2 separate regions of the Mus musculus genome follow, and region 1 is linked to region 2. Evidence: chromatin loops called from intact Hi-C (ENCODE). Cell type or tissue: heart. All regions are shown on one strand. Each heading gives the region's core, and the rest is flanking DNA. Links, peaks and the distances in the headings are about the cores only.

Region 1 (4,393 bases), core at 116-4,115, 200 kb after region 2:
AGATCTAAGCCCTGGGTGCTGGGGACAGAACTCAGGTCCTCTGCACAAGCAGCGCACTATTAGACTCTAAAGTTTAAGAGACGTCCTTAAAGCAGCCTGGAGAACATGGTATCTGGATAGAGATTGTTTATTTGTTTGTTTTCGAGACAGGGTTTCTCTGTGTAGTCCTAGATGTCCTGGAACTCACTCTGTAAACCAGGCTGACCTCCAACTCAGAAATCCACCTGCCTCTGCTTCCAAGTGCTGGGATTAAAGGTGTGCGCCACCACGGCCTGGCTGGTATCTGGATAAAATAGCATAGATGATACAATCTGTTCACCACTGGGTAAGATTCAAGCAGCAATCACTTTATAAACAGGGGATCCAAAACAACTGGCAATAAAATGTTTCTAAAGAACTAAAATTAATTCAAAATCTAAGCCAGGTGTAGTGGCACAAGCCTTTGATCCCAGCACTGGGAGATGGAGACAGGTGGATTTCTGTGAATCCAGGACAGCCTGACTACATCATAATAATAAAATAAAATCTGAGCTGTTTCTGGCAGCCCTACCTGTAGCCCTGGTTCTCCATGCACAGAACACTGGGGTCTGTGCATGCAGCAGCTAGGAGCCCTGGCTCACACTGCAGACCACTGCTGTTAGCAACTGCAATTTTCACTGCACACATGAAGTTTCTGGTCTTATGGAAACATAACGGTCCCCACTTCAGAATCTAAAGCCTTCTATCCTTCCCTACTGTGTGCAGACCGGATTAGAATGTTTGCCCTTTAGAACAGCAGACCTGAATTTTTCTTGTTTTGTGCCTGTCACCCCCAACCCTATCCTCCAGTCCACCCTACCCCAGAGAGGGTTCTATTTGTCCAGCCCTGGCTGTCCTGGAAGTCACTGGGATTCAAGCTATGCATCACCATGCACAGCCACAAACTTGAGTTTAAAAAACAAAACAAAGCATTTAACAAAGTTTCACTTTGAGACCAGAGCAGAATTTCCAACCATTTCTGAAATTGCCCTAAGCACTCTTCCACCCTTTTGTACATATATACATATGCAAAGTGCCATTCTAGGGTTGACAGTTACAATCCATTCTGATTGTATCTGACAGAATGAATCAACTCCGATAAATGTTGAAGTTACTCTATGCCCAGTACTATCAAACATTCAACCAAACACTAAAAGTTCAATAAAGCTAAGTACACCCATCTCAGTATCTGCATCTGCTTGTCTTAGACATCAGAAGGCTGAGGCAGGAGAGGGAGTGCTAGGCTGGCCAGGGTTTTGTGGCTCACACCTATCTTCCTAGACTTGTTAATAATAGCCTCAAGAAGCAAGAATTCAGCAGGGCCAGGCTACTACTGAAACAAACCCTTGTCTCACAAAACAAGGACTGGTGTGGTGACACAGACCTGTAATCTATGCACTCAGGGTCCAAAAGCAAAGTTTGGGGACAGAATGATACACTGGGGGAGTTCAGGCCAGCCAAGGTCATACATGAATCTCCAGGATAAGCTTTTCTTAGCGGACTCTGCTCAGGACCTCTGGAAGAACAGCCAGTGCTCTTAACCACTGAGCCATCTCTCTAACCCCCTGAAACTTTTCTTTTTGGTCTAAGCCTGGGGAGATGGACCATGAAAGCCCCTCAGACTTATACTTCTGGGCCAGAAAGTCCTCAAAACCTGTAGGTATTAGGATATGCTCAACAAATGCTTGTCTGAAATGAAGTTCTCCTAGGTATGCCTGCTTGCTCTCTTAGAAAAATGGCTTCATGCCGGACAGTGGTGGCGCACGCCTTTAACCCCAGCACTTGGGAAGCAGAGGCAGGCGGATTTCTGAGTTCGAGGCCAGCCTGGTTCCAGGACAGCCAGGGCTATAGAGAGAAACCCTGTCTCAAGGAAAGAAAGAAAGAAAGAAAGAAAGAGAGAAAGAAAGAGAAAAAAATGGCTTCAATGGCAGTGTCTACTCTAGGCTAGGGATGCTCATCAGTAACGAGTACTGGCTACCCTTGCAGAGGCCCAGGGTTCAGTTCTCTACACCCACATGGTACTCACAACCAAGTCTATATGCCAGTTCTCAGAAATCTAGCGCCCTCTCCTGGCCGCTAAAGGCACTGCAACGCATATGGTGCAGTTATATACAATCTGGCAAACTATTCACAGAGACGATACATGGCTCAGCAGAGAGAATGCTTGGCTGGCAATGCTGAGGCTACCCCTGACTTCATAAGCCCAACACAGCGCCACGTGCCATGCCTGTAACCCTACTGCTTAGAAGGTGGAAGCAAAAGTATCAGAAATTGGGCTGGCGAGATGGCTCAGTGGTTAAGAGCGCCGACTGCTCTTCCGAAGGTCCCGAGTTCAAATCCCAGCAACCACATGGTGGCTCACAACCATCCGTAACGAAATCTGATACCCTCTTCTGGGGTGTCTGAAGACAGCTACAGTGTACTTACATATAATAAATAAATAAATAAATAAATCTTAAAAAAAAAAAAAAAAAAAAAGTATCAGAAATTACACATTCTCAGCTACAAAATGCGTAAGTTCAAGGCCAGTCTGAGCTCCTAGAGATCCTGTTTCAACCAGTGAAGGGGTGGCCCCCCACGTGGTGGGGCACACCTTTAATCCTAGCTTCAGGGAGGAAGGGCAGGTGGATCTGAATTTGAGGCCAACCATGAATTTCAGGACAGCAAGGCTAGAGTCTGTTTCAAAAAAAAAAAGATGGGGCTAACGCCATTTTCAATACACAACAACACAAGGTTAATCAGTAAGTTTTCTTTTCTACGCCCTCAATTCCCTTGGGAAACCGTAGCATATCTTAGATGGGTTCAGTTTATATAATCCAAGTTTAAACGAAGTCACAGTTTGGAAACTACAACTTAGGCTCCCTTACCTGTGTGAGTTCGCACGTGCTGAACGTAGTTATTTTTTCTGTCTGAGAAGTAGTTGCACTTGCTGCAGGTGTAGACTTTCCTGGGGAAATGGTTTCTCAGGTGTTTCCTCCAGTGGTACTCGCTGACCGTCGTGTACGTGCAGATGATGCACTTGTAGATGCGCTCGTTCTCGCCAGCTCGCAGGTGGTGCTTCAGGTGTGCCATGTAGTGGTCATACCGGTTGGTATTGTAGCCACAGCGGTCACAGCGGATGGGGCCTTTGGAGAACTCGCCCTCTTCGGCCGGAGACGACCCCGACTCCCAGGCTTTGGCCTGTTTCTCTGCACTTTCCTCCACAAAGAACTTCTTAGCGCTGTGAATCCGGATGTGATGCACAAACTGCTCTTCAGATTCGGCTTCGTACTGGCAAGGCTTACACCGGAAGGGCTTGGCCTTAGAACTCCTGCATTTGTCTTCCGCCACGGGTGTTTCTGGAGCGGGATCTTTATTGGCGCTGTATATTTCTGGGGCAGCTGAGGCTTCAAATACGGGCTGGGGTTCTACAGCACTTAGCTCCAAACTTCCCAGTTCCATGTTTTCCAGCCCTTTGAGGTCAGCCGACTCTTCCAGGCCTTCTCCTTCACTTTCTGAGAAGTGGTTGTCTCCCACGGGCATCAATTCGGCCATCTGCCTCTCTTCACCGACCAGGTAATCGCAGCAGCTGCCGCTTGCCTCCCCCGTCAGGGCCACGTTGGCTAACATGATGAGCTGAGGGGCTGCCAGTTCAGCTTTCGAGAGCTCGTGCAGGTCGTACATGTCGTTGGTTAAGGCCATGCCCATGTTGGCACTGTTGTTGAAGAGACTGCCTCCTCCAGAAGACTGCCCCATCACCTGGGTGGCCATAACTGTACTCTGGATAAAGCAAAACCCCCCAAAATAAATAAATAAATAAATAAATAAATAAAGCCCTCATTACCCAAAGCAAGCATCTTTCCAATGCAACCTTTAAAATTCAACAAGCTTCGTTAACTTCTAACAACAACATTCAAATACTTTTTTTTCTGGTTGGGTATGGCAGTACTCGCATGTAATCCTAGCACTAGATAGGCCTGGGCAAGGGTGCTGTGAATTTTCAATTCTCTTTATTGCAATCACAAAAACAGATGAGGAACTGTTTCCTCTATAGCCAGAAGAAAAAAAAAAAAAAAAAAAGCGAATTCTTTGACCCATTGGGTCTACACCGGCATGCAAGTCTTCTTTTTGGTGGCTAATATTTTTAATGTTAACTAAAATTTTAATAACCAAATCACTGAATAGTTAACTATTGTTGTCTCACTTCTCCAACAGTTCAGTGGTCTGAATGAGAACTCCAAAGGAAAAGAGAGAGAGAGAGAGAGAGAGAGAGAGAGAGAGAAAGAAAAACCACAGGCGATTCTGGGGCCTCTAATGAGCACATCAAGAAATCTACAAGACTTCAACTTCTTCATGAGAATTCAACTAACTCTAAAAGAATAAACTGAAAAAAGTA
Region 2 (4,393 bases), core at 253-4,252:
TGACTTCCTTCCTGTGTGTTCTTAAGTCTTAAGTCCCAGCAGCTGACCCTCCTCAGCTCCATTTGAAGAAACAGGTTCAGCCTAGAGCATTCCACTAAGGGCTTTGTGAACATGATTGACATTCAGAGACCTTTGAAGGGAGATGCCCAGAAAGGTGAGGGGCTGGAAATCCTGCCACATGAAAGCAATGGCAGCACCTAGCTTGAAACAGAGAAATCTCAAATCACCCAGAGTCAGTGCACTTAGACAGCCAGTCAAGGCTCACTGGAAGAATTCTTGGAGGAAGGTGAATATGTTCAACATACAATATGTACCTCTATCAAAATTTAAACATAAAATAAGTATGTTTTTAATATCTATGGACCGAAAAGATATCCAGCGTTCTCCTGTTGTCCTGTTTCTTCTCCCACATAAATATTGACTCCTAAATTGCTAAATGCAGGCTTGGCTGCTACCACTTCATTTGTTTCCCTTCCCACCCAGTGACACTTCAGATCCTGCACAAGCAGGATTTGCGATATATTCACAAACAGAACTGGGAGACGGTTCAAAGCTGCAGGAGGCGTGGTCATTAGGAGCACGGGTATATCCTTCTAAGCTGGCTCTGAGGTCAGTGCTTATGACAAAGATGAAGTGAGACGTTGGCATATTTGGGGAAGGGCAGAGAAGTTGGTGCTGTGATAACAGACTTGAGCTGCAAAGGGCAGCCTTTAAGGAAGGAATGGAAAAACTATAATCTACAGCCTAGGAACACTTATTAAGATGAGATTTAACCAAAGACCATAAAATCTTAAACGGTAGATAATAAGGTCAAGCCAAGTTACTATTTTCAGCTCTGAACAGATGACGAGACAGGAGGGCATAAATGAGAATTAAAAGAAGAGAGATTCAGAATAGATCAGAAGGTTACCAAAAATAATCAATGGCTGAAATGACTTTCTGGACTCGTTCACTTGTGCTGAAAATATTGAGTCATTGAAAAAGTAATGAGATGATATTCTTGGGAAATGGAATAGTTAAAATGAATGGGTTCAGACGGAGCCAAAGACTTTAATCATCCTAAAAAGAAACACTGGCTAGGGCAAGCTGAGGTTTCAATCTAGGGAGATAACAAGGTAGAGGCTAAGAGGCCTTTGCTTCCTACATTCCACGGGATTAGCAACCCCTTCAAAGGTGCAATACTACCAAGTACTCCCAAGGCCTGCTGTGAATGGTGCATCCTACCGGATGCTAGCAAGAGAAATGAGCAAGGCACACACTAGAAGAGAGAGCTGTAGAGCCACTGTCAGCCAAGCTCCCACGCACCTCTGAGATCATCCCAGTGAACCTGCAAAGGGCCATATCTTCTCACTCATAGTGTCAAGGACTGAACAGTCTAGAAGTCTGGATCTGCCATTGGGCACTTGTAATTCTTAGAGAGCTCCTGTCACCTCTGCAGGCTCCAGCCTCCTGCTCCTTCCTTATTGGATCTCCTCATCTCCTCTAGAACTAGACCTCATGTGTCTGCTTCTGCTTCTCCATGGCAACCCATCAAACACAGGCAGTGTAAGGTGGGCCTTCTTGCTTCCATATTAAATACTGTCATATCCTTCATATGACATGATTTCTAGACGCTTTGCCTTCCTGGCCATCCATCTTCCCTCAAAAGACTCTAAGCATCAATCACTTATGCACACACACACACACACACACACACACACACACACACACGAGTGACCCCGTATAGTAGTTATTGATACATGCCTATTAATCTGTATCCTTTCGCTGTACAAACCATATCTGTGAAGACAACAGCCTTGCTAGATCCTGAGAGTCCCTCTAGGGAATCATCAAACCCGAGGGTAGTACTGGAAACCATCATATGTGTCCCAGGGACAGCCTTTGGCAGGGATGGGCTGTGACGAGCATCTTTGTAGAAAGACAGGGAACAGATTCCCCCCAAGCCTTTGTACCATACAGAACTCTCCTCTGGCAGACCCACGGGCCTCTCATTTGGGACAACTAGGATGGGAAGGAGACAGTGGCAAAAATTCACACAGACCTCCCCATCTGGTGTTCATTCCAGCGTCTGCCGCTCGGTAAGCAAATGTGTTGGCGGGATTCAGGGTTCTCATTGTGACGTAATACATACTCAATTGTCAGAAATCTGGACAGCAGAACGGGGTGTGTAAGAACCAGTTCGTCAGGACCCCACCACCCACGGAAAGCATGACTAAGACTGTGCTAGAGGATTTTTGCCAGTCCGTTTCTTTTTCATGAATATGTAGCTGTGTCCCCAGTGAGACATAACTTTATCATATTTTGTTAGCAAGAAAATCTGCAAGTTAGAAGTCGCCGGCCACTTTCATGTCTAACAAGCCATCTTGGGACACTTTTTTTGCCTCCTGGAAACAATCAACCTGAGTTTCTTTTGGCTTGAGGTTTTCAGATGAAAGTACCCAGCGTCCAGAGACCAGGATGGCAGCCAGGGGGCAGTGTTTCTCTCGACATACACTGCTCTCCACCGCTCCCTCCAAACTGAAGCCACCGTGCCTGGGACTGGTGGAGACAGTGTGAAAGAGGCCTTGACAGGCCCTCGGGATAGCATACAAGGTCCGCTGGCTGTGTCTTCTTCCATTCACTAATAATAGGTTCAGCTGGTCTAAGGCGGGTGCCTCGGTCACTAACTGTTGATGTTTGAAGGTGTTCAGGGCTCAGCCCTGTGCTGAGACTGGAGCCTTGTACGGTATACCATCACAGCATCGTGGGCCTGATTTAAATATCAGCTACATCGGGACCCAGAGCAATGTAAATGGGGAGATAGAACTGGACGGGAAGTTCCTTCACGATAGGCTCGAAAAGTCACCAATAGTCTTGACAGGAAACTCCGAGAGCCACAAGGACTGTACAAGGTTCAGCCTGCCAGCGTTTTATCATGGATTAGAGAGGAGCTCCTTGTATCTTCGGCTCTCCACAGAGCATATCCGCAGTCCATGACAGGGGTGGGGGGTGGGGGTGGTTTCTTCAGTGGAGAAGCCATTGATAAACCACACATGCTCCAAATAACCTCTCACCCATACAAGGAATCTTAATTGGATTCAGTAAGTCAAACACACACACACACGGGGGGGGGGGGGCATCAAAGTAGGATGGGGGCTTGTTGGAAAGTGGGGGGGGGGGTTCAACAGGAAAAGGAAGGGGATGAGACAGGGAAGAGTGTAAAAAGGACTAAAATTTATGATAGACATTGAGGAAACTGTCAAAAATAAATACGAACGATTCTTAAGACTCATTATTTTAATTATGAGTATATGTGGGAGAGGTATGCACCCCTCAGTGCAGGTGCCTGTAGAGATCAGATGAAGGTGTTGTGTGCCCTGAGTGTGGAATTGCGGGTAGTTGTGAGCCTTCTGGTCTTGGTGCTGGAAATCAAATTCTAAACAACTCTTAACCTCTGAGCTACCTTTTAAGCCCAGTAAACAAAATTAGTTTAAAACAACCAAAGCAATAGGTCACTCCCAGCCTACTGACCTGAGCCCAGTGGCCAGACCACACACAGAGACACAGCTGGATGCAGTGGCACACATCTGTAATCCCAGCACTCTCACCACAAGATGCCAGGCAGAGATGAGAGAATCAGCCAGACCCGGAAGTTCACAGACCAGGCAGCCTGGACTACACAGGGCTGTGGCAGAAACAAGACAAACTCTCCCCTCAACAAAGTGGAAGGCAAAGAACCCATTTCCTAAACTTCCTCTCTGACCTCCACCACATGCATGTAGCACACATGTGCACGCACACACTAAATTTAGAAAAGGCAGACTCTGGATGCAAGTAGAAATATATCTGGATGTACACACGTGCACATAAGGGAAATACGAGGAGGGTGGAGGTCAGAGGAAGAGGAAGGGATGGAAGAGGGTGATGGGCAAAGAGGAAGGAAGCATCGGGTTCACTTATATGCAGAACAAATGCTGTGTGTGTGTGTGTGTGTCTGTGTGTGTGTGTGTGTGTGTGTGTGTGTAGGGGGGACATAAAAGCAGGGGACTGTCTGGGTGAAGAGGATCATAAAGCAACAGAGAAAAGAGATATAGAAAATGGAGAGAAATGTGAGCAAAGTACAAATATATATACATATATATACACATATACATATATATACATATATATACATATACATGCATGCATGTATGAAAATGTCATCATGAAAACCCTTACTTTGAATGCTAACAAAAATATTAATCCATCATTTTGAAAATACACATATAATAGCAAACTAAGATGCTGAGGTGCTGGGATCGAGGACCCTGATAGCCAGGAATGATGAAAAAACAAACGTAATAAATCTCTTCCCAGCACCTTGAGAAACTACGTGAATGACTGTGGGAGAGGCCAGAAGTGACCCAGGACTCAG

What was found. A loop is a pair of places that touch in the nucleus more often than their neighbours do. Peaks named below come from ENCODE experiments on the same cell type or tissue, not always from the same donor. Only the 100,000 strongest peaks of a DNase experiment are listed, where the experiment ranks them.
Region 1: a loop joins it to region 2, with 2.8 times the contacts of the local background. A loop is called at or near these places in 1 of 42 quality-filtered maps.

What each region holds. Positions count from the first base shown.
Region 1 is chr5:77,267,316-77,271,708 of GRCm38, reverse strand. Rest (RE1-silencing transcription factor) reads right to left here. Exons shown (of 4, transcript NM_011263.2): 2 at 2,886-3,777. The coding sequence starts at 3,768. Among named protein-coding and RNA genes, the nearest start is that of Mir5098, 3.2 kb to the left of the region's middle. In heart, for the core only: a CTCF peak has its summit at 2,082 (motif pointing left); no DNase peak of the experiment used is centred there; H3K4me3 peaks cover 512 bases.
Region 2 is chr5:77,463,168-77,467,560 of GRCm38, reverse strand. 1700017L05Rik (RIKEN cDNA 1700017L05 gene) reads right to left here and starts at 2,073. Exons shown (of 2, transcript NR_131050.1): 1 at 1,744-2,073. In heart, for the core only: a CTCF peak has its summit at 2,465; a DNase peak (open chromatin) is centred at 2,480.